Linked DNA regions of Homo sapiens: region 2 is linked to region 1. The links are chromatin loops, found by intact Hi-C in ENCODE. Cell type or tissue: MCF 10A. All regions are shown on one strand. Each heading gives the region's core, and the rest is flanking DNA. Links, peaks and the distances in the headings are about the cores only.

Region 1 (17,104 bases), core at 6,277-8,776:
CATTTATGTAATAAAGATATTCCTATGGGACTGTTACGATATCTTACCTAACCATCACTGCTAACTCTAAGTCTAAATAAGAAATAAGTATTTTTTAAAGAACATTAAAAAAATCAATCACCACAAAATACATGCCGACTTTCATAGTAGGTGATTATGATTATATTGCAATATAAACTCAAAGTAAACCAAATCAAACAGACATTTGGTGTTTTGATTTTTTTGGCAAAGTGATTTCTTAACATCTCTATTTTGAAAATTATTGAATCTTTTTGATTAGTAATACATTCACATCGTTTTCAAAATAAAACAAAGATATGCAAAAGTATTCAGTAAAAAGTCTTTCTTCTGCCTTTATCCACTATGTGTCCTGTTCCCATAAAACTTTTGTTTGCCAGTGGTTTGGATAAAGAAAATGTGGTACAGGCCGGGTGTGGTGGCTCATGCCTGTAATCCCAGCACTTTGGGAGGCTAAGGCAGGCAGATCACTTAAGGTCAGGAGTTTGAGACCAGCCTGGCCGACATGGTGAAACCCCAACTCTTCTGAAAACACAAAAATTAGCTGGACATGGTGGCAGATGCCTGTAATCCCAGCTACTAGGAAGGCTGAGGCACAAGAATCAATTGAACCTGGGATGCAGAGATTGCGGTGAGCCAAGATTGAGCCACTACACTCCAGTCTGGGCGATAGAGCAAGACTCAATCTCAAGAAAAAAAAAAAAGAAAGAAAATATGGTACATGCACACCATGGAATGCTATGCAGCCATAAAAAAGAATGAGATCATGTACTTTGCAGTATCATGGAAGCAGTGGAGGCCATATCCTAAGCAAATTAATGCAGAAACAGAAAACCAAATATAGCATATCCTCACTTATATGTGGGAGCTAAACGTGGGGTTAATAAATACTGGCAATTCCAAAAGAGGGGATGAAAGGAGGGGAAGGGTTGGAAAACTACCTATTGAGTACTATGTTCACTACTTGGGTGACTGAATCATGAGTCCAAATCTCAGAATCAAACAATATGCCCTTGTAACAAACCTGCACATGTACCCCCTGAATCTAAATTTAAAAATAAAAACTTTTAATTTTTTTTGTATCTCTTTCCAGAGTTTTTAAGCATAAGTGTTAGCAAACACAAATATATATTATTATCTCCCCTTTCGGTTTTACGCAAAAGGAACATACTATGCACATACTTTTCTTCACCTTGCTTCTTCACAAAATTTTGTATCTGGATATATTTCCATATCATAGGTATAGAGAGCCTCTTCATTAAAAAAAACTGTATGTACCATACTGTATTTAAATAAACCTTGCTAATGGAAATTTTAGAGGTTTCCAATCTTTTATTACTACCAACAATGCTGCCATGAGTTACCTTGTAGATATATGTCAGTTTTTTGCACATGTGCAAGTATATCTGTAGGATAGTTACAGAAGTGAATTACTGGGTCAAAGGGCAATATGCATTTGTAATTTTGTTTTATTTTTATTTTGAGACGGAGTCCTGCTCTGTCACTCAGACTGCAGTGCTGTGGCGTGATCTGGGCTCGCTGCAAGCTCCGCCTCCTGGGTTCACGCCATTGTCCTGCCTCAGCCTCCCAAGTAGCTGGGACTACAGGTGCCCGCCACCACACCCAGCTAATTTTTTGTGTATTTTTAGTAGAGACGGGGTTTCACCGTGTTAGCCAGGATGGTCTCAATCTCCTGACCTCGCGATCTGCCCACCTCACCTCCCAAAGTGCTGGGATTACAGGCGTGAGCCACTGTGCCCAGCCACATTTGTAATTTTGATAGCTGTTGCTAAATAGACCTTCACTGGGGCTGTAGCAATTTAGACTCTCCCCACAATGCATGAGAGTGGTTTCCCCACAGCTTCTACCACGAGAAAGATTAGCAACTTTTGGATTTTTGCCAGTTTGATTTATGAAAAATTACCTCGCAGTATAGTTTTACTTTGTATTTCTCTGATAATAAGTACAGTGAGCCTCTTTTCTTATGTTCAACAGACAAGTACTTTTCCTTTTTTTTTTTTGAATTGTCTATTCATATCCTGTGCATGTCTCTACTGGGTCATGGATCTTGACTCTGTGTTTTTAACACAATTGAGAAAAGTTAAGCACTATATATTATTTTGGGTCTAAAAAATTCCATTGCATTTTTAATGTTGTAAAACTTATACTAAGTCTGCCGTTTTAATACTAGTAAATATGTCTTACTATACTACAAAATACTCTTTGTTCAGAGGCTGAAATTAGCAATTTCAAACATGGCTCATATGTATGCGTGTGTGCATATAATGATGTCCTTCTTATAAAGTCACATGAGGCCATAAAACTTTACTCCAAAAAGGGAAACTGAACTCAAATGAGGTCTCTGGAATATAGCTATTCTGAGGCTTAAAAATAAGGTCCCAGATTAGCCTAAGCATCGCTCACTTGAAGGGGATAGCCTTTTTAATTATTTTAAGCCCATTTGTTGAACAGTTTCCAGTCTAAATCATTAATATCAAACCAGATTCCTGCGTTGGCTATTTGATTAGTGTACAGTGCATTATATGTGTATTAAACTCCACTTTATTAATGATTTTTAAAAGCACACTAGACATGATGAAATAGAATGTCAGAGCTGGAAAGACCTCTGTCATCTTGTCTAAACCCCTTGCTTTACATAAGCTATTAATATGGGTTTTTGGTTTTTACTCCTCTCTCCTTATTTTTCTTCAACTTTTAAAATGTTTTTAATACTTGTCATCCTAACATCTGGTTATAAGTACCCTTAACTTCCATGTTGTATAGATAAAGTCTTTCTTGCCTAATTCTTGGCTACTCTAAATTTTAGTGGTCACTAGAAAAAGTTCTCTATGGCAGAGGTCTATTTTTTTAAGTGGATAAGCTTCAGTTTCCCCATGGGTCAATTAAGAAATTTTTATTAGAAGTCCTCTAAAGTTGCTTCAGCTCCAACCATCTATAGGCCTATGAGAGAATAGGATGGATTCTTCCACTTTCCCTAAGGAAAGGGCTGCCCTGCTTTGGGGCAAAGTTAATATTTCTGTGTAGCTTTGTTACATTCTATTTCCTGAGGTCATAACAGTCTGGGTTCCAATTACATTCCTAGAATAATGAGCCTGTTACAGTAAATGAACATTTTCAAGTGCAACTGAATAACCACCTATTGAGTGTGCTGGCACCTAATAATTTTCCCCTTGGCAGAGGAAAGAAGTGGGCATTTGGGTAATGGGAGGTAGTTTGTGAAACGTGATAGAGAAAAGGATGATGAGAATCTGAAGCAGCTCTCCACACCTTGCAGGGCCTCTGCTTAATCAAGGCAGCTGGGAGATGAAGGCGATGGACCCTTTCTGCAAAGGTGGAGGCCCCTGACTCTGCACCACCTCAGGGTTGGCACTAACCTGACCCCAGAAGTCATCTAATCCAAGTTTGTCTCCTTTCTCCTTTTTAAAGTTCTGATTGATATCAAATGACAAACCAGTATCCCGACTGTGTTAGATGAGAGCTATCTCAAAGAAAGGGGCTGGGTCAAGAAGCCTGTGTTGGGAGAGTAAGCCTTAGCAAGAGATATTTTTTAAAGTGTTAAAACCATGATTTTCAACAAAACGTGCTCTATGTAACAATATTTATTGCCCTTTGGCTTTGTGGTATTTTCATATGGTTTTTATCAAGGGAACTTTGTGACTGGACATACACAAGGCAAGCATTCTGTTCAAACAGCAAAAAGAACATTGGTCCGTGACCATTAGCGTAGCAGGTCCTGATGAAGGAATTCCCCTCAATGAGAAATGAGGCAGGCCCCCAACCAAGGACAGAAAGGAGGAACAGTGTCAGGGCATTGTCATCCACAAATAGCTATGTATATTTTTTTCTTACCAAACAATTCCTAATCTTTCAGACTTCCACATCATATTGGAAAGAACAGTATGTCTTTTCTGGCTCCACAGTTTTCTCTGTGAATTTGCACAAGCTCCCTCTCTGTTCTGTATCAAGGTGGACTACCCGAGCTCAGTCAAGTAGTAGCTCCATTTGCAAAAAGTGTGCTCAAAACCAGATGCAGGACTGTTGCTAGGGCAGATTCATGAATCCTCAGGTACATGGTATCCATTTGGTGGATGTATTTTGTATTCCTATCAGAAAAAAAATGGATCAGGCACCATTTGTATTCACATGAAAAAGACAACAATATGCATTCATATTTTTGCCCCAGAACCATGTTAGCTTTCCTGCTCTCTGTATTAGTCCAAGGAAATATGGACCATTGGACATCCTACAAAACATTATGTTGATTTTTTTAACTTGATGACATCACACTGATTGGCCAGGACAAGCAAGAGATGGCTAGTATATTGGTAAGATACGTATGTTTCAAAGGGTAGAGGATCAGCCACATAAAAATTCAGGGGCCTGCCATTTGAGGAAAGTTTTTCAGTGGTCAGGAGGGTTGCCCAGATATCCCCTCCAAAGTAACAGATACACTGCTACATCCTGCATCCCTACGGCAAAGGAAGTACATTGCCAGTTTAACCTCTTGGAGTTCTTCAGGCAACACTGCACACCAAGGATAGGCTCTGGCCCTATACCAGATGGCATGGAAGGCTTCCAGCTTTAAAAATGGGGCCTGAAGCAAATCCAGACCTGCCATGGGGGCCGTATGAGCTGGCACAGATCCTATGGTATCAGAGGTATCAGTGGAACCAGATGCTGTGTGAATTTGTGCTGAACCCCAGCAGATCAATCAGCACCTGCCTCTGGGGTGCTGGAGCAGGGCCATGCAATTGCATCCGCAGTAGGGCACTGCACACCTCGTGAGAGACAGCTCTTGGCATGTTACCAGGCTCTGGGGGAGATGGAACGCACTTGACCATAAGGCAGCTGCCCACTACAGGCTCATTCATCAGACCGATTAAGTCATAATGTTGGCCCAGCAGCCATCTATCATTGGATGGAGATGGTACATCTGGATCAAGTCTGAGCAGGACCAGGGGAACAGCAAGCTGCATGAGCAGGTAGAACAGACCCGCATGTCACCAACCGTAGCTCATCCCTGTGGCCAGTGGGATCCTCTATGACCAGCTGTAGGAGAAATTTAGTTAGAGACCGTTAAACTTGGAAAGCAGGTGCACACCAGAAATAGACAGTGGCTGCGTTGCAGTCACATTCAGGAGTGGCCCTGGAAACAGTGGGCAGAATTGTGTGGTACACCTGGTCATCCACTTTATGTGGAAGGAGAAGTGGCCTGAAGTGGAATATATAGTTTTCTGGGTTGTAAGAAATGGTTTCACCAGCTGGTCAAGGGCATGGGAGGAGAAGGAAGACAAGATCAAAGACAAGGAGGTCAAAGACAAGGGCATCTGAAGTCAAGGTGTGCAGCTGGGGAGGGGACATGAGGAATTCAGCTTTTGTATTGCTTGTTGGTGTCCACCATAAACCATACACTGCATAAGGAAGAAAACAAACGGCTCAACCAGTTCAGGCTGACGAAGCTTTGTCCCTGAAGCTAGTACAATGAGCATGCAACTAGAGCAGCCATGGTGGGTGCAAATGCTTGAATTTTTACTTACCAGGCTAGTCTAGCTACTGCTGCCCCTGGCTGGCCAACGTGCGAGCAGTAGAAAGTTATGCTGAGCCCCTAACATGATACTATGTTTCAAGGAAACCAATCGGCCTCTTGTTGCACGATTTCCATCCTGGAAGAGCCAGCAAGTTTTCTTAACAGAAGTAGATGCCTCTTCAGATAGGGTTTGCCTTTCCTGTCTCTAGGGCCTCAGCCAGCACCACTATCCAGGGGCTCACAGAATGCCTGATGCACAGGTGTGGAACCCCACACAGTGCAGCATTCAACCAGGGGGCCCACCTCAGAGCAAAGGAGCTGCAGATGGGATCCCCTGGTTTTATCACTTCTATGTGCTCCAGAAACCGCTGGCCTCGGAAAGTATAGAATAGCCTTCTAAAGGCAAAACTGAAGCGTCAGCTCACTGAGGGGATAGGGTACCATCCTTCGGGACACAGCATAGGGATTAAACCAGCAACCCTTGTATCGCGCATGCTGTTTCCCCAGCAGGGGAGGAAGGGCTGCTGCTACACAGCGGAGGCAGCAGGAATATGTGCAGCGCTCAGGCCATCCACCCAGGGACCCAGTTGTAACCAGGAATGGCAACGTGCAGCAACTCTAACCTGAAAAGGACACGATAACCAATGGCTCAGATCCCTTAGAAACAAAGGTTTGAGTCACACCACCGGGCCACCAAGACCACCATGGTAGCCATAAATGAAGGGAATTTAGAATGGATAGAGGAGAAGGGCTGATGAGTATCAACGGTGGCAAGCAGCAACCCCCTGCAGTGGTAGGGGTGTGGTTCACCCATGTATTAGTTGGGCTCCTCTGGAGAAACAGAACCAATAGGAGAGAGAGAGAGAGAGAAACAGAGAGAGAGATTTATTACAAGGAATTGACTCACGGGATTATGGAGGCTGAGAAGTCCCATGATGTGCTGCCTATAAACTGGAGACTCAGGAAAGCTGATGGCATAGTTCAGAAGAGATGTCCCTGCTTAAGCAGTGAGACAGGAGCAAAAGGAGTGAATTCCTCCTTTCTCTGCTTTTTGCTGTATTCAGGGCCTCAAAGGATTGGAGAATGCCCACCCACACTGGGGAGGGCCATCTACTGAGTCCACTGATTCAAATGCTAATCTAATTTGCTAATCTCACAGACACAACCAGAGGCAGTGTTTAATATGGGCACCCCGTGACCCAGTCGAGTTGACCCGTAAAATTAACCATCACACCCCAATAACCTCCCTCTTCTAAGTCTTGTCTCAGGAATAGCCCCCTGGATCATGGAGTAGCCACTCCCCAGACATGCATGGACATGTGGATTCACATCCCTCACAGTGACATATCTCTTAGAGGTCTCCTTCAAGAAAACCTGCTGCAGAAAGCACAGTTGACTAACAGCCTCAAGCCACAGTCCCTTTGGATCCACCATGGTGGTCATATTGAGCCTGTGTTTCCCCCAAGCTACATCCAGCCATTGACTGAACATGGCAGAACAACTAAATCTGGCTCATTCCTGCCAGAAATGGGACCCTAACCATGGACAACCTTTACTCAAAGACTCCTCATCAGCTTTCCCAAGACTTTCTCTGATTTTCAGAGGACCTGAGCTGGTGCAGGTTATAGGTATCTGCAAAGACAGGAAAGTAAGTTAAAGATGAAGTCTGTGTTCAGCTTTGAAAGAAAGGGGTGTTATGCTATCTTATATTTTACATGTGTAGTCACCAATTTACTGAGGTTTTTAGTTTGTGGAGATACAGTCATGCATTGTGGTTAAGAGCATGGCTTCTGGAGTTGCACCAACCCTAGCTTAGTCACTCATGAGCTCTTTGGCTTTGGACGATTTGTTTAATTCCTCTGTGCTTGGTTTCTTTATATGAAAACTGGGTGTATCAGCCAAGGCTCAGTTGGGGGATAGAAATTACACAAGGTATTGATTTGCATTTCCTTGATGATTCGTGATGTTGAGCGTGTTATACTTCAACATAAATTCCCACTGGTTCACAATGTAGAGCACAATATACTTGGCCATTTGTATGTCTTCTTTGGAAAAATGTCTATTCAGGTCCTTTGCCCATTTTTAAATTGGGTTATTTGTGTTTGCATTTTTACTATTGAGTCATATGTGTTCCTTATACATTTTAAATGTAACTCCCCATTGGATTAATGGTTTGCAATATTTTCTCTTACTCTGTAGTTTGCCTATTCATTTTGTTGATTGTTTCCTTTGCCATACAGAAGCTTTCTAGTTTGAGGTAGTTCCACTTGTTTATTCTTGCTTTTCCTGCCTGTGCTTTTGGTGTCATATTCAAGAAATCATTGCCAAGAGCAATGCTAAGGAGATTTTCCCCTATACTTTCCTCTAGGAATTTTATGATCTCAGGTCTTACATTTAAGTCTTTAATTCACTTTAAGTTTATTTTTGTGTATGGTTTAAGATAAGGTCCAATTTTATTCCTTTGCATGTGATTAACCAGTTTTTCAGCACCATTTATTGAGAAGATTCTCCTTTCCACATTGGTACCTTTGTTGAAGATTAGCTATACATGTAGGGGTTTATTTCAGGTTCTCTATTCAGTTCCATTGGTTTATGTGTCTGTTTTTATGCAACAGTAGCAAACTGTTTTGATTACTATAGCTTTGTAATGTAATTTGAAATCAGGAAGTGAGATGCCTCCAGCTTGGTTCTTCTTGCTCAAGATTGCTTTAGCTATTTGGGGTCCTTTGTGGTTCTATATGCATTTTAGAATTTTTTTTTCTATTTCTTTGAGAAATGTCATTGAGATTTTGATAGAGCTTGCACTGAATCTGCAGATCACATTGGGTAGTACAGGTATTTTAACAGTATTAATTCTTCTAATTCATGAATGTGTAATATCTCTCCATTTATTTGTGTCTTCTTTAATCAAAACCACAGTGAGGTATTACCTCACACCTGTTGGAAAGGCCGTTATCAAAAAGTCAAAAGATACAGGTGTGATGGCTCACACCTGTAATCCTAGTATTTTGGGAGGCTAAGGTGGGTGGATCACTTGAGCTCTGCAGTTCAAGACCAGCCTGGGCAACATGGCGAAACCCCATCTCTTAAAAAAAAAAGCACAAAAAGTGAGGTGGGAGGATCACCTGAGCCTGGGGAGGTCAGGTCTGCAGTAAGCCATGATCGTGCCACCCAATGTACTACCCAATGTGATCTACAGATTCAGTGCAAGCTCTATCAAAATCTCAATGACATTTCTCAAAGAAATAGAAAAAATAATTCCAAAATGCATATAGAACCACAGAGGACTCCAAATAGCTAAAGCAATCTTAAGCAAGAAGAACAAAGCTGGAGGCATCACACTTCCTGATTTCAAATTACATTACAAAGCATTCCAGCTTGGGCAACAGAGTGGGACCCTGTCTCAAAAAACCAAAAAATTAAAAATAGAGCTATTATATACACAATGGAATATTATCTAGTCTTAAGAAAGAAGGAAATCTTGACATTTGCAACAACATGGATGAACCTGGAAGACATTGTGCTTAGCAAAATGAGCCAGGCACAGAACATTAAGTGCTGCGTTGTCTTACTTATATGTAGAATCTAAAAAAGTTGAACTCATGGAAACAAAGAGTAGAATGGTGGTTCCAGGGACTGATGGCTGGGGCAAATTGGAGAGGTTGCTCAAAGCGTATAAACTTTCCATTGTAAGATAATAAGTGTTGGAGACCTAATGTACAGCATGATGACTATAGTTAACAATGATATATTTTATATTTGAAATTTGCTAAGAGAGTAGATCTTCAGTATTCTCACTACACACACACACACACACACACACACACACACACGTAACCATGTGAAGTGGTGAATGTGTTAATTAGATTGATTGTGGCAGCCATTTCACAATGTATATGCATATCAAAACATTATGTTGTACACCTCAAATATATACACTTTTTATTTGACAATCATGCTTCAATAGATGAGAAAAAAGAGATAGTGTGCAGGGTACTTTCTGGCTTGAACAACACAGTCCTGGAGGTAAGAAGTCCAAGGTAAAGGTGCAGGCAGGGTTGGTTCCTTCTGAGGCTTGTGAGGGACAATTTCTTCCATGTTCTCTCCTAACTCCTGGTGGTTTACTGGTAATCTTTGATGTTCCTTGGCTGCTCTCTCCTTCAGCCTCACAGGGCAGCTCCTCCTGTGTGCACATCTCTGTGCTCAAATCTCTTCTCTTTACAAAGACATCAGTCATATTGGATTAGGGTCCACCCTGATGACCTCATCTTAGCTTCCTAATTACATCTTCTATGACCCTATTTTCAAATTACATCACATTCAGAGGCACTATGATGTTAGATTTCAACATACGAGTGTGGCATGGGACCGAATTCCACCTCTAAGAGGTCAAATAGAGTCAAAACAGACCTCTAAGTAGGATGTGGAACTTGGCTGTTGCTAATACCTCTGAGATCACAGGAGGGGTCCCTTTGGCCTGCAACCCAGACCCCTGGGGAGGGGACACATGTGCTGTTGCTGATGACTCAGAGGGGATGCAATGACACTGATTCTGCAAATACTGAAAAAACTTCAAATGTGATTCAGCTGTTGCTACAAGAAGAAACTGCAGCTTCCAGATTGAAGAAGTCTTGTTGGGATAAAACTCACAATTGCAGGCAAACAGGAAGCCAACAGGAAGGAGCAAATCCCTTCTTCTTCCTCCTCTTCCGGTCTCTCCCCAGTCATACAGTGTGCAAAGCCTAACAGGGAGTGAGCTGGAGTGCAGACGGTGGTTTGCAGAGCCCTTGCTGCCGCATGACAGAGAGGCTAGAAGGAGGAGGTTGGGGAAGGGGCCAGGATTGCAGTCTACCCCTCTGTCCACTCACCTTCCAGACACACCCTCTTCTATTTGGAATTTCATACTATGACAAAACCAACTCTGTGTTTTCACCTGATGAGAGGCAACTATCCTTGGAACAAGCAAAGATGTTTCTACCCTCTCCACAAAATGAGGAAAAGCAGCACTCATGTCCAGCTCTGGGAGCAGGCTGGGAAAGGCACACCCTCTGTCTCTGTCTACGCTAATCAGTTCTCAGATTCAGCAACAATCCCACCTGCATATATTGTTACCTAAAACTAGACTGTAAAGTTACCTTACATCAAAACTTATATACATTAATAATATTTCTATAAATACATAAAAGGTAAATACAGCTGCTACCATTCCTGTATCTGTAACTGGTCATGGGATGATAGTTGGTATGATTTTAAACATCTTTATTGATGTATAATTCACGTCATAAAACTTGACTGTTTAAATGTACAATTCAGTGGTTTTTCATATAATCACCCAGTCATGCAACCACCACCATGAACACTCTAATCATCCCAAAAAGAAACCCCGTACCCACTAGCGTCGCTTCCCAGCCTACCCTCCCCCGAGTCCCTGGCAACCGCTTATCTATTTTCTGTCTCTGGAAAGACATGTGCCTACTCTGGACACTTCATAGTTCATATAAATGAAATCATATGATGTGTGACTAACTTCTTTCACTTAGTGCAGTATTTCCAAAGTTCTTGAGCTTTCTTCATAGCTGGCGTTATAATAACTTCATAAATGGCACAGCGGGTAATAATAATACTCATTCCATAGGGTTGTTATGCACATTAAACAAGTTATTACATGTAAATCTCTTAGAACAATGCCTGACGCAGTTAGTGCTTAATAAATTAGCCTATTATTGGTTGTTTCACGTGGTATAGAAATATTTATGGAGATAACAATAAAGGTGTTATGTTCTGGCTTTACTGACAAATCAGCAGATGCTTTTTAAAAAACAGGTACGTGTTTAAAAGACGAAGTGGTGAGCACCAAGATGCTTGATGCGAGTTGAGATTTGTCAAGTTACCGAGTTTCATGATGTATTGTCTTGTACGGGGTAAGGTCAACATACCCCTACTCTACTCACTCTATAGGAAGAAACGTAGGGTAACACTTCAAGATATTGTATTCTAATATTCCACTCCAAAGCACGGGTCCCCCAGATGTGTTCCTTGTATTGAAACTAAAATGTGTATTATATCTGTGTTTTTCTCATCTTGTTTTTTTTTTCTCCCCCAAATTAGGTTGCTGCAGTCTGAGGCTTTGTAATTACTAATATCAGAGGGATGAGGAGGGTGCTCGGGTACTCTCTTTGGAAAGGGAATCAGGCTAGAAATCACCTAAGTCTCACTGCTACTCTATCTGTAACTCAGAGTCATTTGGGAGGATTCCTTGTTTCCTATGCAAGAGTTGCCGGCACCTGCAGGAGCACCTAGTGGACTCATGTGAGTGGCCTGCTGGCCTCTGAGGAGGAGACAAGCTGTGGTCTCGAGGGAACGAGCTGTGGTCTTGAAGGTCGAGAGGGACTTGACCTGCTCAGGTAAGAGTGAGGTAAGCTCAGGACTGAAGCAAAGCTGAGACCCTCTGGAGCTGGCGGTCCCCATGCTCTTGGAGAGTGAGTGAGCTTTGGCCGGGCAGGTGTGCAGACTGCCCAGGCCCCCACTGTGATGATGGCTCTGTGAGGAGCAGAAAGAGCTCCTCTCTCACCTGCCCTCTGAGCACCTGTCTGCTGAGTCCAGACTCTGTGGGGCACCCAGAAAGAGCCTGGGAGGGGACGTCACCAGTTTCCCTTAGCTTCCCTTATCTCAGCACTTAAGACTTAAGGGCAGTTCTCCTGGCCTATAGTTTACAAGATTTCTTTAATGAGTATTTTTTATATTAACAGCATTGCCAAAAATGCCTCAACCTCTTCTCTTTAATGTAATATTTATATTTAGTAAAGGCAGTCTAGTTTGTTTTTATAATACATTTGTGTATTTAAAATAATTAAATTGGGGAGTTTTAATTCAACGAGTACAGAATTTCATTGTGGGAAGGTGTAAGAGGCTTGGAGATGGACGGCAGTGATGGTTGTACAATGTGAAGGTACTTAATGCCACTGAACTGCTCACTTAAAAATGACTAAGTTGCTAAATTTCATGTTATGGATATTTTATCATAATGGTTAAAAGAAAAGATTTAAATAAGGGCATTGAGTCAGACCTAGACATAAATGTTTGCTCCATTAATTAAATTGCTTATACTTTCTTTTTTTTTTTGAGATGGAGTCTAGCTCTGTTGCCCAGGTTGGAGTGCAGTGGCGCGATCTCGGCTCGCTGCCACCTCAGCCTTCCAGGTTCAAGTGATTCTCCCGCCTCAGCCTCCTGAGTAACTGGAATTACAGGCGCCTGCCACCATGCCCAGCTAATTTTGTATTTTTAGTAGAGATGGGGCTTCACCATGTGGGTCAGGCTGGTCTCGAACTCCGGATCTAATGGTAACAACTAGGGGGAACTTAAGGCTAGTTTGTTCAGAGTCTTCTTGGTGTTGGTGTCCCTCTGTGACATTCCTTCCTGTCTTCAGGAGACGAGCGAGGGAGAAGGAGAAGGTCAGAGTGACCTTCCTAGGTCTCATGACGTGCTTCACGAAGAAGGGAATGGGAAAGGGAGAGTGGCCTTTCTGCTTCTGTTTTCTCAAGCGCCGAGATGCCATATTTTGGTGTAGCATGTTCTGAACCCTGTCACTGTCTAAAGTCAGACTCTCCATCTGGGCCCTGGATCCCATCTCTTGCTTACTCAAGGACATCAGTCCAGCATCCAAGGAGCCTCTTTTCCTACATCATCAAATCTTCCTGCCTTACTGGATAATTCATATAAGCAAGCAGACGTGCTGTTATTTCTTCTGGCAAGAGAGAAAAAAAAACCTCTCTGGACTGCAATTTTCATTCTATCTATGGTTCTACTTTGCTGTCTTTTGCAAGAAAATCTCTCAGAAATGCTGTCCACATTTGCTCTTTCCAATTCTTGTCCTCTCATTCTCTCTTAAGTTCTTCCAACTGGGCTTCCGATGCCATCATTCTACTAAGCCTATTCCCTTCGAGGTTACTAATGATGTCCACATGGCTACATCCAATGGCAAATTCCTGGGCTTATCAACTGACTCCTCCTCTGACCCATTGGCAACTTCCTCCTCTTTGACACTCTTTCTACCCTTGACTTCCAGAACACTCCAGGCTTTCTGCCTACTTTAACTGGCTACTATTTCTCCGTCTCTTTTGCAGGTTTCTTCTCCCCTTTGGGACACAACAGTTCAGTGTTCTGAACTGGTTACATTCACCCCTGGATGATCCGATGACTTAGGTCTATATGCTGACAATTCCCAGATGTCTGTCTAGCCCAGATCGTCCCACAACTCTAGACTCCTATATCTAACACCTCCACCTGAATTTCCAACAGACAGGTCCAATTTAGTACAACAAAAGCTGACCCCACAGAGAGTCATCCCCATCTAGTTAATTGGTGACTCCACCCTGCCAGTTGCTTGGTCCAAAAATGTTGATGTTATTCTTGACTCTCCCACCACATAATCCAGGAAGAAATCATTTTGACTCTGCCTTATCTTCAAAAATATGTCAGAATCTGATCACCTCTAACTATTTGCGCCACCAATATGGCTTTCTTTTCTGGACTACTACAGTCAGTTTTCCAGCTGGGGTCCCAGATGCCACCCCAGCCCCTAAAGTCCATTATGAACACAGCAGCCATAGCAACTCCTTGAAGATGGGGCTCACACTATGTCACTCCTGTCCTCTGTTCAAACACTGTTCTCAGTCCTTCAAAAGGTCTTCAAAGCCCTGACCCCACCCCACCACCTCTCTAACTCATGGAGGTCCAGTGGATGGCTCTCCTGCTATTCCTCATCATTCCCGGTACTCTCTAGCCTCAGGGCCTCTGCCTGGAATGTGCTTCTGCCCACAACCCATATTGATAACGCCTTTACCTCCTTCCAGGTTTTGATCATCCCTCACCTTCTCAATGAGACATGCATGGCCTACTCTATTTACAATCCTGCGACAACACACCTTTTCCACAGCACTGACTTTGGAGCATACTAAATACTTATTGTTAACCATCTGCCTCCCTCCTGCTAGAATGTAAGCTCCACAGGGCATTGGCTTCTGTCTGTTTTCATCATTGATGTTTCTTCTGCACAGAAACAAGGTCTGACACATAGTTAATTGTCTCAAGAATATTGGATAATGAATGAATGCGTAAAAACAGCTATCAATTTTTGGTCTCTTCTCATCTTTATGCATTCTCTCATTTTGCGATATTTCATATAATGTGATTTTACATATATGTTTTGATATTGTAATAACAGAACTTTTATTCTTATTAATTTAATGTGAAGATTATATACATATTATATTGATCAACTTTTTCTGAAAAGGGCCAGATAGCAAATATTTTAGGCTCTGAAGGTCATGTACTATTTATCATGTATGTGTGTGTGTGTGTGTGTGTGTGTGTGTGTGTGTGTATGATGTACTAAATTGGACCTGTCTGTTGGAAATTCATGTGGAGGTGATAGAGATAGGAGTCCAGAGTTATGGGAGGATCTGGGCTAGACAGAGACATTTAAGAATTGTCAGCCTATAGACCTACATCATCAGATCACCCAGAGATGAATGTAAATAGAAAGGAGGTAAGGACTGAGGACCAAGACTCAGAACACTGAACTGTTGTTTCCCAAAGGGGAGACAGAACCCTCAAAAAAAGACGGAGAAATAGTAGCCAGTTAAAGCAGGAAGAAAGCCTGGAGTGTTCTGGAAGTCAAGGGCAGAAAGAATGTCAAAGAGGAGGAAGTTGCCAATGGGTCAAAGGAGGAGTCAATTGACAGGACTGGGAATTTGCCATTGGATTTAACTGTGTGGATGTCATTGGTGACCTCAAAGAGTGATGGTGTCAGAAGAGAGATATATACATCTCCCAAGTCTTTACGTTCTTAGCTTGTAGCTGTTTACAAATACCTGCAGACTTATATATTATGATTAACATAATTAACCTCATCATTGCACGTATTATTTCCAGTATGTTACTATTACAAATTCTATTCAATTAATAAACTTTTGTCACTTGCCTTTACTTCCAGTTTTTCCTATTTCATTGTTTTCCTTATTATTTTCCCATTTTCTTTATTATTTCTTTTATTATTTAAGAAGTCAAAGAACTATTCCCATAACATGGCATAAATTTATTATTTGACCTTTTAAAATTGTTCTACTATTAATATTTTAATTCTAAAACAATACATGCTCATTATAGAGAATTTGGAAAACAAAAATTTAAAGAAGAAAATATAAATCACTAGTAGATACAATACTCAGGAGTAGCCATTATTTTGTGGGCTTTTTCCAGTGATTTTTTTTTCTAAGCACATGTATATGTTCTTTAAAAATAACAAAATTAGGATAATACTATATGTATATACAAGTATTCTTCTTGAAATTCTTTTCTTAGTCATGAAAGCATTTTCTAATATCATTAGAAAACATGTTTTTTTCAATAGTACCATTTAGATGGCTACATAATGTAACATTAACATTATATAACAATTTATTGCAATGCTTTTCTGGAGTTTCTGACTATTTTTAGGTTGGATTCCTGAAGAAGAATTGTGCTTGTTTAAGTCTCTTTTTTACAAATGCTCTTCTAGAGAGGATGGACCAATACTCGGTCGTTTGAGCAATATGAGGTGGGGCTGTTTCTCTGTGCATCCCTCACCGTCAAACTAGGGACAGTGACAATTCAATCACTCAGTCACTTCTCAACATCCTGACCTTGCTGGATACCTGCTATGTCTTCTCTGATCTTTTACCTGTAGCGCAGCTTTTAAGAGCCCATGTTGTAGAATTACACAAACATAGGTTTAAATCTTGATTCGGCTGCTTAGTAGTTAGTCTGACCTCGGCCAAGTATTTACAGTACTCCATTTCCTCACTTCTTAAATGTGGATGTGATATCTACTTCATGAGCTGCTGTGAGGATTAAATGACACAATACAAGTAAAGTGCTCAAAACAGTAGTTCCCCTAGAAAGTTAGCTTGCCTTAGATCTAACTCCTTCTATGAATTGTCTCTCTCTCCCTCTCTTTCTCTCTCTCTCTCTCTCACACACACACACACACACACACAGACTCACACACTTGTTTTCTTTTTTTGAGACAGGATCTCACTTTGTCACCCAGGCCGGAGTGCAGTGATGCAGTCATGGCTCACTGTGGCCTTAACCTCCCAGGCTCAAGCGATCCTCTCACCTCAGCCTCCTGAGTGGCTGAGACCATGGGTCCGCGCCACCATGCCTGGCTATTTTTTGTAGAGACAGGGTCTTGGCATGTTGCCCAGGCTGGTCTCAAATTCCTGGGCTCAAGAGATTTGCTTGTCTCAGCCTCCCAATGTGCTGTGATTACAGGCATGAACCACCACACCCGGCCCACTTTTTAAAAAAATGTCAGACTTCTTTTATGACTTTTCTGGGCTCTTGAAATTTTCAGTTAAAAATTGTTTTGTTACTTCCAGAGAAAAACGTTTCCTTTTGCCATTAGTCTTCGGGTTTACCTGGTTGACCCTTGATGACAATCAGAAATTTATTTAAGATAATTTTATTGGTAGTTTTGATTTGTAAAGGAGAACTTCA
Region 2 (17,104 bases), core at 9,745-12,244, 160 kb after region 1:
TAGAGATTATTTAAAGTACTCGGGGGGATAGGCATAAGTTATATGCAAAAGACTATGCCATTTTATGTCAGGAACTTGAGTGTCCTCCGGTTTTGGTATTTGCAGGGATCCTGGGACCAATCCCTCTCCGATACCAAGTAATGACTGTACTCGGTTTCTAACTAACCAGTCCTTATGTTTTTATAAAGGTGAGTTTAAATGGAAGCTTCTTAGCCCTAATCATCACCAGTTGTTGACATGACCTTTGTATTAGTGAATATGTTGAAAGTAAGATGTAGCTCAAAAACCACTTTCCTCCAGGTTGCCCTGGCTAATATTTAAGCTTGATTTTTGACAAACAGCGTAGATACAAAGCTAGATCTACTTGGTCCCACTACTTCTTAGCAATAAAATCCCATATGGAGATTTGTAACCCCAAGTGTTTCCCTTCTAGAACTGATGTGATTGTGTGATCCGCGCGAATCAGAGTCTGCGGGGGCGAGCTTGGTTCTGGTCCCGCTACAGCAGGACGGAGCTACTGAGGCACGGTCACGGTCATGAGTGCCCTTGGGGAGGTCAGGGAGGGGGCGGAGGGGATACGTACTACTCCATGACCAGGACAATGTCGTTCTTAGACTCGAAGGCATCGTACAGCTGGATGAGGTTCGCGTGGTCCAGCTGGTTCATGACGCTGATCTCGTTCTTCACCTCCTCCTGAGAAGCAGGAAACAGTGCATTAGTGTGGTCAAGATGGGGCGGGGAGGGAGGGGACCACCTCCCACAGGCTGTACCTTGTCCTTCATGCCTCTGGTCTTGATGATTTTGGCTGCCAGCTTCAGACCTGTGGCCGTCTCCTCACACTTGTGAACCTGGCCGAAACGCCCTCTGCCAAAAAGAGGAAGCGGCGTAGCATGAGGCCCTGTGGTCAGCTGCCGAGTGGACAGCGCACAGTGGCCCCAGTATTTCTCCTGCTGAGTCTGGATGAGCAGCCCTCTGAGGAGTTCTTTCAGTAAACTTCTAGAGCAGTATTTGTCAACATGTGGTGTGTGGATCACTTGCATCAGAATCACCTGGGAGCTGTTAAGAAAGCAGGTCTCGGCCGGGCACGGTGGCTCACACCTGTAATCCCAGCACTTTGGGAGGCCGAGGCGGGAGGATCACGAGGTCAGGACCAGTCTGGCCAACATAGTGAAACCCCATCTCTGCTAAAAATACAAATACAAAAAATTAGCCAGATGTGATGGCATGTGTCTGTAGTCCCAGCTACTCGGGAGGCTGAGGCAGGAGAACGGCGTGAACCCAGGAGGCGGAGGTTGCAGTGGGCCGAGATCGCGCCATTGCACTCCAGCCTGGGCGACAGTGCAAGAATCCATCTCAAAAAAAAAAAAAAAGAAGAAAGAAAGAAAGAAAAAAAAAAAGAATCCAGGATTCTGGGCCCTACCCCAGACCTCCTGAGGCAGGAATCCAGGGGTAGGCCCCAGAATCTGCATTTCAGCACATTTCTTGGGTGATTCATATGCACCCTCACATTTGAGAACCACCTTTACAGACAATGCAGAATCCTTCTGAATACATATGAATGTTATGAGCTGGGCTTTGCCAGCATATGAACAAGAGAGCCCACCTTCAGATATATAAAATTATTTTTGGAAACTGCATATGTAACAATACTGCATATACATCCATATAGTCAAGACTGCATATTGCCAAGTCACCTATGAGCTTGAATATAAACACAAGACAGCTTCTTACCTACGTAATCACATACAGATGTGCACACTTGTGAGCAGTTTTAAATTTAATTTGCTTAGTTTGATTTCTTATTTAGTAAAATAAGCTAGAACACGTGTCCCTGCTCTGCAATGGTGGATGTCACAGTAGGGAGTGAGGAACAGCTTCCCTAGCAACACAGTGAACCCGAGGCAAGCCCTATGACAAGGCAGAGGACTTCAGCGATGAAAGTCATGGCAACGCTGGGCAGATGCAGGGGCACTGGCGGCCGCTGCATCCTACTGTGGGGCTGCACACCCAGCACAGAGGCAGATGAATCTTGGAGAATGACACAGGATTACCATAAACGTAGCCACGGCGTGACTTCAATTCCAACCTCTGCTCCAGATAGAGTCTCTATGGGAACACACGGACACAGCCCCAGCCACCTCTTAATTGGTTGTTATGGAAATGGTTTCTCCCCTTCACTAGCAATGGCCGCAGAACCTCCTGAGCCAGCAGTGGTGCCCATCACTGTCTGACTTCCCGGCTCCCTCAACCTTCTGACTCTTTCCCCTGATTTATTGTGCAAGGGCCCTGAAGGTTGAGGCCAACTCCCAGGATTCATGCTGGTTCAACACAGTGATAACCTTATGCTCATTGAACATGGCAAGCAGGGATGATGGATACCCTCAAGGCCACAGGGCAGGAGACGAACTCCCAGGAAAATTCAGGGGCCTGCCCCTGTGGGCAGGGTTTTTGGGATCCAGTGGTCCTTGGCATGTTGCAATATTTCTGCCAAAAGTAAAAGATAAGTTGCTACATCTTGAACCTGCTACCACTTAAAAGGAGGTGCAGCACTTGGTGATGTCTGCATTTTGAAGGCATCCACGCACATTTGATCATGCTCCTCTCACTTATTTGCTGAGTGAATTACGGCTGCCAATTTTGGTGAAGCCCATAACGAGAGCTGACGGGCAGCTGGTCTAGACTGCAGTACCAAAGAGAAGATCCCATGGTGCCCAAACAGACAGAAAGGAAGTTTCAAAGGAGCAATTGACAAACCTTGACCAGAAAAACAGCACAAACCCTGGGAATTCTTTCAAAGCTTCTTCTGCAAATAACTATTCTCGGTTAGAGAAATAGTTGCTGGCTTGCCACTGATGTCCCTGAAGGCCCAAATACCTCAGGCTTCCATGGAGCCAGTTCATGCTGTGGAATTCCTGTTTCTCCCTCAGCCCATCCCCGCAGTCTCATGGGGCATTCTATGAGATCAGCCAGATCAGGAAGGGAAAGTCCAGGTGGTTCCATTCGGCACAGGGCAAAGAAATACGGAGTGGGAAGAGGAGGAAGGGACTTCACAAATATCAAGGACTCCCTGAAGACCACTTGCAGACGCCTGAACTGCAGTAGCGATGCGTGCTTTCCTTGTGTTGGTGAGTACATTTTGTATGTATACGTGCAGATGTTCTGCTTTCCTCTTCCTATTTTACACAGACATGCCGATGGCAGCAAACGTTATAATTTAGACTTTGAGTTACAAGATATCACGGGGGGTTGTGAAAGAAGTAAACGAAGAAGAACACCCTCTCCCCACCCCCAGCAGGAAGCGGGTCCCTGATGGACTTTAATTTTCCTTCTGGTTTTTTTTCTTTTCTTTTTTTTTCTTTTTTTTTGAGACAGAGTCTTACTCTGTCACCAGGCTGGAGTGTAGGGGCCTGATCTCGGCTCACTGCAGCCTCCAACTCCCTGGTTCAAGCGATTCTCCTGCCTCAGCCTCCCGAGTAGCTGGGATTACAGGCATGCGCCACCACGCCCAGCTAATTTTTGTATTTTTAATAGAGACGGGGTTTCACCATGTTGGCCAGGATGGTCTCGAACTCCTGACCTCAAGTGATCTGCCCGCCTCAGTTTCCCAAAGTGCTGGGATTACAGGCGTGAGCCACCGCGCAAGGCCTTTAATCTTCCTTCTTTAGGGAGAATGTGTGTTTAAATGTCCCTAAAATAAGTTATTTGCTGAGCAAAGTAATCAATTGAAATGAATAATAGTAATTAATATAGTAACAACATAAATGAAAAACCAGCAGCAATGACAGAAAGACCTAATACAGGCCACAAAAACTACACGCTGTTGACTCATTTCTATCTTCTGTCTCCTGGAGGCTGCACTATGGCTTTGGACAGCTGGTCAACCTTCTGGTGACTCACAATGGGTTTTTCTTTCTTTTAGACATTACAACATGGGAAGTAAAGCAGATAATAAATGTGGAGTTTAGTCACCACATTAACCTTTCTGGCATCAGTGACAATTTTCAGAAATGGTTACTGTTTCTTAAAATGTTTGTTTCTAATGTTTCTAGTTCTCAGGTCAAGACAGGCAGACATTTACGAAGTCATTTGCACGCTCTCTTCTTTTGTTGAGAGAATATTAACATTCAGCCTTACTCACCCTCCTAGGATTTCTGTCTTGCTCACAGTATAGAAGCTGTTGACCGCTCCTTGCTTGGCTGTCACAATACGATGATCAAATGGGGCCGGAGGAGCCGGGATGTCAACTAGAAGGTGAGAGAAACAGAAGGGCAATCTGTCAAGAAGTCTGACCTCGTTAAGGCAGCAAGCCTGGGCCTCATAGTAAAAATGTGCTCATTTAATAATAAAATACAAGGAGCCATCTGTTTGATTCCTAATGATCCAGGGATATAGATTTCCACTTGAGATTATGAGCTGTGACTCATAAAGGTGATCCTGACACCTCTGAGAAAGAGTGTCAGGGCGGCTCAATGGTTGTCCATACCATCTTCAGGATCACTTTTAGAAATGTCAAAATAGTTGAAAATTTCCAACCCAACACAGTCCAAACAGGTAATACTTCCAAGCCTGAGACCATTCAAATTCAAACATGAGAAATTGTTTGATTCATTTTTAAAATGCATTACTGATATAATCCATTATTTTAATTATATCAGAGACAAAAAAGAAAAATGAAACATTTCTTCATGTTGTTGAAATGCTTGATATTATATATTACTTTCCAAAATGTCTTAGACTTTATTTAAGACACATTTAAGGCACAAAGATGAATTTTTCCTGGCTGGCTGGAAATAAAACACCCAATAAAACCAGGTAAGTGTGTATTCAACAGAGATCAAATTTCTCCCACTTTCTCCCCTTCCACCTTAAGTGTTTAAACGCTCGTCCACATCAGCACCAGCTCTAACATACAGAATTACTCAGGGATATTCCTCCCAGTATTCTTTCACCTTTCCATGACTACTGCTGTTGAAATTGGCTTGCCATGAACCTGCTCATTCTTCGTTAATTCATTTACTAAGCAGCGACTGCATGCATACAATAAGAATACAAAGGGAGGTAAGTAAATAACAGCTTTGCTTTCAAAACACTCTACATTTATTTGACATATGTTTCTTGAGCATTTACCTTGTTCCAGGCACTCTGCCAAGTGTTAATATTTTTAAAAATTCAGATAATATAAATCTCTGGGAATCTGATTTGATATGGACATCACCTCTCAGAGCCTAAATATGCTGAAAACTGAAGTCACCAGAGAAGCATCTTGATAACATTCACTGTTTCAGATTAATAGAGGGAGTTAAATACACAAGCGGCATCGAAATGGCATTATATCTCCTGCAGGCTGTTAGACTAAATGAAATTTAGTCTGTAATGCTTGCTGGAGAAGGTTAAAAAGCCTTAAAAGGCCCATACAAAAGCCATTTCCTACCCAGTGGGGTCAGGCCGTCTTGCCCTCGGGAGGTCTTCATCCCAGCAGACTCCCTGAGTCGGCCCCGGGAGCTCCTCAGCTTGCCTGGCTGCCTGTGTCTTCTGACACGTGTGTTCTTCCCCTGTGCCGACTATGTCTACTCTGCGCCTTTTGCTGTCCTCGTTGACGAGGCGCTCCTCTGCCACTCCACGCTTACTGCTGCCCGGGCACTCTGTCTGGTCAGCATTCCAGAAAATGGATCCTACTGCTGAACTTCCAGGGATTCGTGGGGGTAGAAATGGCCCTTATGCTGCTGACACACCTGGGAAGTAAAGTCCAGTTGCAGCTCTCAAAGTTTCAAGAAGAAAACATTCAGATGGTGGAAATTCTTTAAGAAGGTTTTCTTAAAACAGTGTTTTGGTGACGAGGACGTGAGCTCCGTGATAGAGGTGACCATTTCGGGGCTTGGGGAGGAAATGGAGCAGCACGCTCCCCATCAAGTCTATGGGTGTAGAGAACCAGGGTCCCAGGGAATCTCACCACTGGCCAAATCGTGACCCCAAGTTATTCCACTGGAACTTAACAAAAGCCGTCATTTTATGAATACCTAACTAATTTGATCTTCATTTTTTCACTTCCTTTCCTTAGAGAGAAATTATTAAATTATAGCATGATAAAAGAAGCAATAATCTCTCTGAATCTTTTTTTTTTTTTTTTTTTTTTTTGAGACCGAGTCTCGCTCTGTCGCCCAGGCTGGAGTGCAGTGGCGCGATCTCGGCTCACTGCAAGCTCCGCCTCCCGGATTCAAGCAATTCTCTGCCTCAGCCTCCCGAGTAGCTGGGACTACAGGCGCCCGCCACCACGCCCGGCTAATTTTTTTGTATTTTTAAATAGAGACGGGGTTTCACCGTGTTAGCCAGGATGGTCTCCATCTCCTGACCTCGTGATCCAACTGCCTCAGCCTCCTAAAGTGCTGGGATTACAGGCGTGAGCCACCGCACCCAGCCAATCTCTCTGAATCTTAACGGCAGTGAGACTAAACCTTTATCAGTGGAAGAATTGACCTAATTTCCATTTCTCAGCAGCTCTCGACCTTACTGAACACATCTGGCAGTGTTGAAGTTTCTTTCTTAGCAATCATTAATATTTATGCTTAATTCTTGGAAAATTAAATTTCTCCAAGATGAGGTTTCAGATACATTATTAAAAAATGAACTAAGAATTATGTTTTAAATCCCTAAAAAAGACCACACAAGTGGTTTGATACTTTTGGTTCCAAATAGATACTGTGATATGTGATTACTCATAACTTAGAGTAGTTCATTTTAATTGGCTATAATATTACCTGAATCTATAAGTGAAACTGTGTAGTTGAGAAAGAAAGTCATTCAATAATCTATGTCTTACTTCATCCTCACAATATTTGGGAAAATAGGCAATTTATTATTTATAATGGAGTAGGTAAGCTTTTTCAGATTTAGGTTTTTAACTTACGGATAAATCTAGTCATTATTTAATTCTTGTCCTTAGGAAGGATATGTTCTGTATTGCTAAAAATGAAACTGTTTTACTTCATCTTTAAAAAATACTGATTCCTGTGGGCACTATTAATCATCATCTTTGTCTACCAGTTGGTAGAAAACATAGAAAATAACAAAATGCCTGAAAATATCACAGGCAAGAAGAAAAAATAATGGCTAGAAAATGTGGCCATGAAAAATTCATATAAGCTGGAAAACCAAGTTATAAATCATTGCTTCAAACTCTCTTCATTTATCCTTTCAATAAGGCCTTAAACCGCAATGGCACATAGCTCTAGAGAAAACATTGCTGTGGATACGCAATGCTGTAACCCTACCTTTCGTGAAATTGGTCACCATTAGTTTGATACACGTATTGATTTTTATTTTGACATTGGTCCAGCACTGTCTCATGTGCAGTTGCCAGTTCTCTTTTCTCCTCAGCTTCTTATCCACTAGTATCTTCCTTAGAATGAAACCCGTTTCTCTCTTCTTCAAACACTGGGTGTTCATTTTTATCTGCAGTGTCTTGCTGTTCATTCCCAGCACTATCACTTTCCTGTGTATTCAGGCTCTCTGTGCATGAAATGTCTGTTCCATCTATATTCTCTCTTGGATTTATAGAATTTCTTGGAGCAAAATCTTCTACTTTGTCTTGTCTTTTTGTGTGAAATATGGCAAAACTTCTATGAACTAGAGAGGCATTGGTCTTCTCAGCATTTTTCTTGTTGAGTTTATTAACCTTTTCTTTCTCAGAGGAGAGCTGATTCTTCTGGGTAGATCTCTCTAGAAGCCACCATAGGACACAAAATATTTTAATGGAGAATGCAGGTGATCAGTATAATTTTGGCTTTCTATAATGGCATCTTTATCCAGGTTTCTTTTTATCAGCAGATATAAGCTTTTAAAAGCTAAGTAGAAGGAAATATGACCAATTGGGTTCCAAAAGATTTTCTTGTTTGTAACTAGTAAGACCCAAACACAAGCAAAAAAAAAAAAAGGGGGGGGGGGGCATTTTTTTATAAACATCACTTCTTCCTGCACAGGGCTTTATGAATGTGCAACTTCCTCTGAATAACAACAGGACTTTTATAACGGAACTTTCTTCATCCATAACTATCTACTTTTCTAAAGATGTTACCTGCGAGGGCTGATGTCCTTTTGCTTTTGACGGGCATCCTTTCCGTCAGGTCGGCGTTTGACCACACCTCCTTCGCCTGTGGAGGCACAATTGAGTAATTGAAGTTACATATCACATCTGGGCTTTTCAACCTCAGCACTCCTGACACTTGCGCTGGATGATTCCGTGTGGTGGGGAATGTCACGAGCATTACAGGACAGCAGCATCACTGGCCTCTATCCACCAGATGCCAGTAGCACCCTCCCTCCCAGTTGTGATGACCAAAAAGGTCTCCAGAGATCTATAAATGGGGAGCAAAATCACCCGTCACCCCAGGCTGAAAACTACTATATTATATGATTCAAACATAGAAAAAAGCCCAGTAAAATTAATAGTAATGTAGAGGGCAGAACAGTCTGAATTAATGAAAGCCTGTATAGACTACAGTATCTGAAATGAGCTCACTATTTTCAAAGAAATTCTGTAAAACTGTCATTATGGGAAAAAGCCCATCTTCATGAATAGATGAAAGGATGTTAATAATGTGTGCATCACCCTTGACCTCTGTGTAAGTTGTCTTGATATGGTTGACATATAAATCAAATAGAAATGAGAGGATACATGTGAATGGGCTCTGTAAACCAGAGAGTAGGAGATGAAAGTCAGCTTTATAAATGGAACCTTTACAGTGCTTAGAACAGATGGCCCTTTTCCTAAGTGGATAAACATTCTTCTCACAGTCCTGGAGTATCTGAATTAGTTGAGCAAACCGTTAGCTAATGTACCCCATATAAAAGGGAAACATTAGCCCAATCCACCCAAATTATCACAACTTCTAAAGTTTTGCATTATAAATTAATGACATTGTGTGGATGTCCAAAAAAAGTATTTATTTCCCCTTTGAAACACAACATAATCTGCCTTCAGCTGATTTGCAAGCATGAAACACCATGTAAGTTCAGAGCACAGATATCAAGACAAATTGCAAATGTGCTTTTTTTTTTTTTTTTTTGAGATGGAGTTTCGCTCTTGTTGCCCAGGCTGGAGTGCAATGGCGCAATCTCAGCTCACTGCAACCTCCAACTCCCGGGTTCAGGCGATTCTCCTGCCTCAGCCTCCTGAGTAGCTGGGACTACAGGCATGTACCACCATGCCTGGCTAATTTTTTGTATTTTCAGTAGAGACGGGGTTTTGCCACATTTGCCAGACTGGTCTTGGACTCCTGACCTCAGTTGATCCGCCTGCCCCGGCCTCCCAAAGTGCTGGGATTACAGGTGTGAGCCAACATGTCCGGCTGCAAATGTGCTTTTACACAATGCAGGGGGCAGCTCCATGGATTCAGAGTATTTCCGTTTTTTAGATGGTGAACTTAAAACATAAAGGCATGTTTAGTAAATCTGTGGAAAGCCAAGGCTGGAAGTGAGAGCTTCAGAGTTTCTCTTTAAGTGAAAGTCCAGAGACGGCACTTGCCTACTTTTCCCTCTGCAGGGACAATGGGCTGCCGCCTCTTCAAACAAAGCTGATTGCTCCCTCCTCTGTGCTTGCACAGAACTCAGCACATATCCCCACCCCTGGTGTCCCTTATAACACTTTAAGCCTTTTTTCCTGTCAATTTCCCACTAGACTGTGGACTTCCAGTGGGCAAAAAGACTGGTTCATCTTTGACTCCCTGGTGATTACTTCAGAGACCAGTACGTAGTGATGATGATGATGATGATGGTAGTGGTCATGGTGGTGGTGGTGGTGGTGGCGGTGGTGGTGGTGGTGGTAGTAGTGTTGGTTGTGGTGGTAGTCGTGGTGGTAGTGGTAGTGCTGCTGGTGGTGGTGGTGGTGGTGGTGGTGATGATTGTAGTGGTGATGGCGGTTGTAGTGGTGATGGTGACGGTCATGGTGATGATGGTGGTAGTGGTGACAGCTACCATGTATTGTGCACACACATTATGTACCACTCTTCTAAGCACTTTGTTTAACTGGTTGCTCCTGCTAACAGCCCTTTAAGATAGATACTATTAGCCCCATCGTACAAATGAAGTTGGGTAATTTCCCAAGGTTATAAAGTTTAGAAATGGTAGAGCTAGGATTCTGACCCAGCTGTCTACTTCAGCCAGTGCACCTAACTACCACCCTATACTGTCTTTCTGGGGAAAAAAAAAGATAGAAAGACTATAGCCAAGTTACATGATTCCTATTTATTGAGATCTACTACATAGTTGGCACCACAGGAGATAAGAAAAATGATTAAGAGAGAAGGTCATAAATCAAAAACAAATTAGCAGAGTGAAGAGATAAATATTTGTCGAAAGATTACAATTAACATGGAAGAGAAGCAAAAAAAGGAGAGAATTTAAGTCCAATTTTGAAAGCATATATCCAAATTAGTCGAATAAGACAGTTTAACAAATTGTGTTTAAGGTGTTTTATAACTGTCTTTCAGTTCTTCCCTTTTGAAATGAAAACTTCTGGTGTATCAATAGACATTGTGCTTCTGGGTTTATTCTGTGTGGCATGAATGCAATGATATAAGCATACGTGGATTTAATAATGAAAACTGGTATGTATCAGTCAATTTCTACTCATAAAAGTATATAAAATTGAGCAGCTGGCTGTAAGACTCCATGGAGCACTGATAGATCCACGTTTGCCCCTGAGGCCATCTGAGTATCAGGTGGAAAAGTCCACATGCTAACCCAATATTCTTTGGGTTCGGAGTTGGACTTGACCAACAGGAGAAGCTGTCAGTATTGAGGAATATAAGAAGCCAGCTTCCAAGAGAGGTTGCTTTTTTCTTTAGTAATTATATATCACATATGTTTTTCCATTTAAATAATGTAAGAAGGCCTTTATTCATTGCCAAAGGCTGTTATAGTTTCATTTCCCTATGTAATACTGACATCTAGAGGAACTTTGAACCGAAGAGTTTCCAACAAACAGAAGTTGTATTCTCCTGTCCTTTCCAGGACAGACGCTGTATTTCTCCTTTTCTTTTCAGGACTGCAACCAAAAATATGAAACATTTTTACTTTGTATTTCTAAGTTATGCCTAGAAGTTGCTAAAATAGAAAGCTCAAGTTTGTAGATACACCTTGTTTATTGTCCAAAAATGAAACATGTCTTCTACCGATTAAAGAGCACAGGACCAGTGCTCTTAAGCATTAAGTTTCTGACCCAATCCTGACCATCCCCAGTTAATGGGATGAAAACCATGTCAGTGACTATATTCCTCTGCTGAATTCACATCGATGGCTGGGATGAACCTAAGGACCTCTTTCATGCAAATTCACTTAAAAATATTTCTATATTTGCATATGGATTTCTTTGGAACTATTTACCAATTCCTTTTATAATAATTTATCAGTGGATGTAGAATGACACAGGGAAGAAAGGCTAAGTGGTCCAGATGTCCAAGTATTCAAAACACAGCTTAGCTCTCTCCACTCTGTCTGGCTTCCTAGACTGGTCTCGTAAGTGGGATATACGTACCCAGGGAGTGTCCATAGTAGTCCTTTGGAGGGTATCAAGGACATGCTAGAACTCATTTCAATTTATTCCATTCCTTATGGATTGAATGTATCCCCCCCGACGATATACGCACACAAATTCATATATTAAAATCCTAACCCTCATGGTGATGCTATTAAAAGGTAGGGCCTTCGAAGGTGACTAGGTCATGATTGGAGAGTCCTCATGAATGGGATTAGTGCCCTTATAAGAACCAAAATGAAAGTTTGCTCACTCTTTATGGGGAGAAGCCCACTACACACTAGTAACGGGGCCCTCGCCAGGCCCTGGATCTGCCAGCAGCCTGATTTGGGACTTCTCAGCCCCCAGAACTGTGAGAAATAAATGTTTGTTGTTTAAACCACCCAGTCCAGAATAATTTGCTATAGCAGCCCAAGCTAAGACACCATTCTTTTAACATTTATATTTTACATATGTTTTTAAAAATATATTGATACAATTGGACACATATAAAAGTATCTCTGACATATTAAATGTTATTTATAAAAATAAAAGTGCAGCCAGGCGCAGTGGCTCACACCTGTAATCTCAACACTTTGGGAGGCCGAGGTGGGCAGATCATGTGGTCAGGAGTTTGAGACCAGCCCGGCCAACATAGTGAAACTCCATCTCTACTAAAAATACAAAAATTAGCTGGGCCTGGTGGTGCACACCTGTAGTCCCAGCTATCAGGAGGCTGAGGCAAGAGAATTGCTTGAACCCTGGAGGCGGAGGTTGCCGTGAGTCAAGATTACGCCACTGCACTCCAGCCTTGGCAACAGAGAGAGACTCCGTCTCAAAAATAAAATAAAATGAAATAAAATAAAATAAAATGCATGTAGTGGTTATCAATGTATATAATTATAAATAAATATATCGCGGAGTGCTTTAAAATATTTTACTGATGGCAGCACAAAATCAAAATAATTTGGAGACAATTGTAGATAACACCGTGCTTCACACTCTGATTTTCTGAAGTGTGTTTTGGAGCAGGATCATTCTAATTAGTCGGTTTGAGTGCAAGAACATAATTAGAACTATCAGCTCAATTCTTGCAAACTCTTTTTCTCCTTCTGCAAAGTACTGCTTTTAAGAGTTCAGTATTCATCGCTTGCGTGCCAGTTTTGATTATTTAAGCAATTTCAAGTCAGCACTTTATCCTCTTTTCTCCGTTAACCATTACATTTACTGCCATAGGATCCAGATTTGAACAGCAGGGCGGCATCGGTCCACAGGCGTGTGCCGGCTACCTGGGCATGAGTGCGCTCTCGCCCTGCGTCACAGACCTGTCCCAGTACTACATCAAAACCCTACTTTTCCTGAGAGTGGCGGAATAGCTGAAAGGGAAATTCATTCAACTGAACAACATCGTCTAATCCTTCTTTCATTCCCATTCAATAAAAATCATTTAAAAAATCAATGGTAAAACGGATTTGTCCTTGAAAGAACATAAAGGCTGAGATAAGGGCTGCTCCTCTGGACCTCAACAATGCCACCATCGTTTTCCGTGTTACTGCAGCGTTCTCAATGTGTCTGTCTGCCCGCTGGCATACGGACCCTTCTCTTCCCCTTCGTTTCCCCAGCACCGAACAGAGGGTAAAGTTCTGAAGTGCTTGGTGAAGCAATGCGTGATGAAGAAAACAGTGCTTTCTGGAATGGCACGTTCACTGTGAGAACACTCTGTCATCAGGCTGCACCCCTGAAAAGCCAGGCTGCCCTGGGGGCCATCTCAGATGCATCCCTGCCACGGTGGCTCATATCCACAGCCCTGAATTTACATAGCCGATGGCCAGCAATATCAACGGCCATGCATTTTGGGATTACAGTTGCTGCAGAAAATTGTGTTCATAACATAACATATAGAGAATTCCTGGTTCTTTTTAAAACTGTTGCAAACAGGCCAGATAGAAGAATGGAGGAGAACAAATATTTGTAATAATTTGTAGCTGTGACCCACAGCCTGGACTCTGATGGTGGCAGGTAGATGTTAGAGGTCGGCCACCCTGTCCTACAGCTCTGTCCTCTACTGCCAGGCTCAAGTGTTGGTCTTTTCAAACCTCCTCAGCTCTGAACGTATCACCCACATGGCCTTTCTACAACAAGGGGGTTATCAGGATAAGAAAACTCGGAAGTGTATTTAAATTCTAAAAGTTCAGTGTGAAAAAGGAATAGCCTAATGGAATAAATCTGACCAGTCCTGGGCTCCGCAGAGTCTTTTCTTGCTAGCAGAGGACGCTGGGTCATGTACCCTGAATAACAGTTTTGCATATTACTGTTTGTGGAAATGCCAAGATGAACAATTTTTGGCCATTTTACCTAAGTTCTAGAAATATCTAAACAAAAGTATAACAATTTATAATGACTTTATTAAACTTGGATTAGATTCCTAATGGGGGAGAGAACAATAAATAAATCCTACAAGAATACAAAGAGATGAATTTTCAGAAGAAATATGAAAACATTTTCTTGCCTGAGCATAGAAGATACTTCTAGAGATTGTTTGTAAAGCAAATCTATTTCCCTTCAACCTCAGCACACACTCAAACTCTCCATGTATGAAGCGAGAAAACCCTGAAGTCCTGGGTGATAAAAGGAATTCTCACTAAGCAAAGCCTGTTTCATGGTCTGTGGGGACTGGCATGGCTCAAGGCAGGACAGAAACTGACTGACCAAATCCAGAAAGGGAAAGTGTTCACCTGTTCTCAGAACTCAGTAAGTGGATCCTCCCCAGGCTGCTGATGACATCAGGTGGAGTCAGTCACCTGAGAAAATAACCCCGCCAGGAAAATTAAAGCCTTTCCATGCACCCACAATTATGTGCACAGTGCTTCACTCGGAAGCCAAGTAAATGGGACCCTCCAAGTACATAGACCAAGAAAGAGCCTGAAGTTAAAGGTGTGGATTTAGGAAAGCCTAACTGGATCATCCACTGAATGAAGATGCACGGATAATTTTACTTTATTTTATTATAATATACATTGAGCTGTATCATAAGAGAAAGCATGCTACCACTTTTCTTTTCTTTTCTTTTTTTTTTTTTTTTTTTTTTGATATGGAGTCTCTCTCTGTCGCCCAGGCTGGAGTGCAGTGGCGCAATCTCGGTTCCCTGCAACCTCCATCTCCCGAGTTCAAGCAATTCTCTGCCTCAGCTTCTCCAGTAGCTGGGATTACAGGTGCCCCCTACCACACCTGGCTAATTTTTTTTTTTTTGTATTTTTAGTAGAGACAGGGTTTCACCATCTTGGCCAGGCTGGTCTTGAACTCCTGACCTCGTGATCCACCTGCCTCGGCCTCCCAAAGTGCTGGGATTACAGCTGTCAGCCACCATGCCCAGCTGCTACCATATTTAACAGCCTCTGCTAGCAAGAAAAGACCGTGTGGAGCCCAGGATGGTCAAATTTACTCCATCAGGCTATTCCTTATTGACATCAAAACTTTTTATAAATATACTTCCAAGTTTTCTTATCCTGATAACTCCCTTGTTGTAGAAAGGGTTATATGTTCGGAGCTGAGGAGGTTTGAAAAGATCAGCGCTTGAGCCTGGTGGTAGAGGACAGAACTGTAAGATGGGGTGGCCAACCCCTAACATCTACTGGCCACCATGGGGGTCCAGGCTGTGGGTCACAGCTACAAATTATTACAAATATTCTCTCTCCTCCATTCTTCTATCCAGCCTGTCTGTGTAAATTTTAAAAACAACCACTTAAAATGAACAAATTAAGAATCTTCACCTACCTATGTGGCCACAGTGAGTAGTTCGATAACACAGATTTTATTTTCCCCCATCTTATACCCATTGGATGTGCTGACACCTTATAATGAGTCTGATATTGTTATTTTCTTCCCACTGCCACCTTACCTGTCCTCCCCACAGAGAAAACGCTGAGTCCTCTGACTTGAGGCCGCTCTTTCTTTCCCTCTCAAACTCGCATTGCTCACCCTGCCGCCCCACCACCCCACCTGTTTTTGTTATCCAAACTGTTCTAAGTTCTAATATGTGGCTCTCAACCATCTGGGGATGTTGGACACTATTAATGCCTGGGTCCTCCCCTGAAGATTCTGATAAACTGGGTCTTGAGTGGGGCCAGAACACCAGTGTTTTTTAACCCACCCACACCCCAGGGATTGTAAAGTACTAAAAGGGAGGGGACCCACTTCCTCTGTCGCCTCCGGTCACTCTGGCCTTTGTTCTGAGGCCTTCTTACCAGCCAGGCTCCCTCTGGTCACAGATTGGAGCAATTATAACAACACTGGAATCCCTCTTCCTCCCCCCGATAAGCAAGGTCTTTGATCCTATCCAGGATGGACTATCTAGCAAACCACTGCCTCCTCCTTATCCTCCACCCAGGGATACGTGTGTGGAAATGAGGCCAAGGTAAACGGCCCTGAGACCCATAAAACCTCCCTCCAAAAATGATCTATGGGGCATCCTGGGAGGGCAACAAATAAAAAATCCAACGTTGCCAACCATGCCTCTGGTCCTCTGCCTGAAAGCTTTCTGCCTTGCTTCTTGGCCAAAATTTAGTAATTGAAAGTGATTTAATTCCTCCATTAAAATGGAGGTAAGCAGAAGAGAGGAGGACTCAGGCTGAGGTGGAGAAATATCACCTTTCAGGGCATAGAAGTATTTATAGCACTTTGCGTAAAAGTATATCTAAAAACTATACATCAAGGGATGCTTTGCCTTCTTGGGATTCCGTCACCAGAATAGCACCTGAGCACTTCAAAAACTGTGCAGTGAGGCTACTAAGAAATTGAGAGCGTGAGTGCATGTGTGTGTCAACCGACTTCAAATGGAATCACAGCTCCTCATGTTCATTTCATTAAAATGAGTCTTACTTTGTAAAATTTCCCTTTCATAACGCAAGTCCAAACCTTGGAATGTTTTCGCATGAAGTTTACAGTGTTTCTTCATCACCCAATAAAACTCTTTGATTTCTTCCCGCCGCAGACAGTTTTAAGAGCCTTCATTTCACATGGGGTTCTCGGTATGCTTTTTAATTTTTATTTTAAGATCATTTTTTATCACTTCATCTCCTGTCTCCCACTCTGAGCCTAAGTTCAGTTCGGCCTCCCCGAGCCCCACTGCCTCCCTGCAGTGGGGCACGCCGGCCGAGGCTCAGAGGGGCTTGGTGTTTCCTAATGTGAGGCGAGGTGTGGTCCCCTGGACTGCAGGAATATTTAGAGATCTGCGCTTAGACTCAAGGAGTAAAATGCTTAACCTCCTAATGGTTTACCTTTCTGCATCTTCCCCTACACAGGAAACACACACTGCAAAGCAAAGTGACTTTTGAAAAGCTACCTCTGAAAAGCAAAGAGATACTACAAAGCTCTTCAAAAATGTCTCTGAATGAATGAATTTGTCTGTAATACAAACTGCGTAGGTAAAAAACTAATCAGTTATGACTGTCCCCAACATTTAGTCGCCTGGTCCAGTCTATGCAAAGTGGGCTGGTGAATCCGCAGCAGCAGCATCTCCTGGGAACCTGCTAGCAATGCAGAACCTCAGAACCTCAGCCTCTCCCCACCACCCACCCAATCAAAATCTGCTCTTTA

The links. Peaks named below come from ENCODE experiments on the same cell type or tissue, not always from the same donor. Only the 100,000 strongest peaks of a DNase experiment are listed, where the experiment ranks them.
Region 2: a loop joins it to region 1, with 7 times the contacts of the local background. A loop is called at or near these places in 1 of 110 quality-filtered maps.

What each region holds. Positions count from the first base shown.
Region 1 is chr6:2,524,670-2,541,773 of GRCh38, forward strand. No RefSeq gene overlaps it. Among named protein-coding and RNA genes, the nearest start is that of LINC02521, 100 kb to the right of the region's middle. In MCF 10A, for the core only: no CTCF peak of the experiment used is centred there; a DNase peak (open chromatin) is centred at 7,372.
Region 2 is chr6:2,684,713-2,701,816 of GRCh38, forward strand. MYLK4 (myosin light chain kinase family member 4) reads right to left here. Exons shown (of 13, transcript NM_001012418.5): 3 at 8,072-8,147; 4 at 4,139-4,244; 5 at 771-864; 6 at 584-693. Among named protein-coding and RNA genes, the nearest start is that of MYLK4, 58 kb to the right of the region's middle. In MCF 10A, for the core only: a CTCF peak has its summit at 10,946 (motif pointing left); no DNase peak of the experiment used is centred there.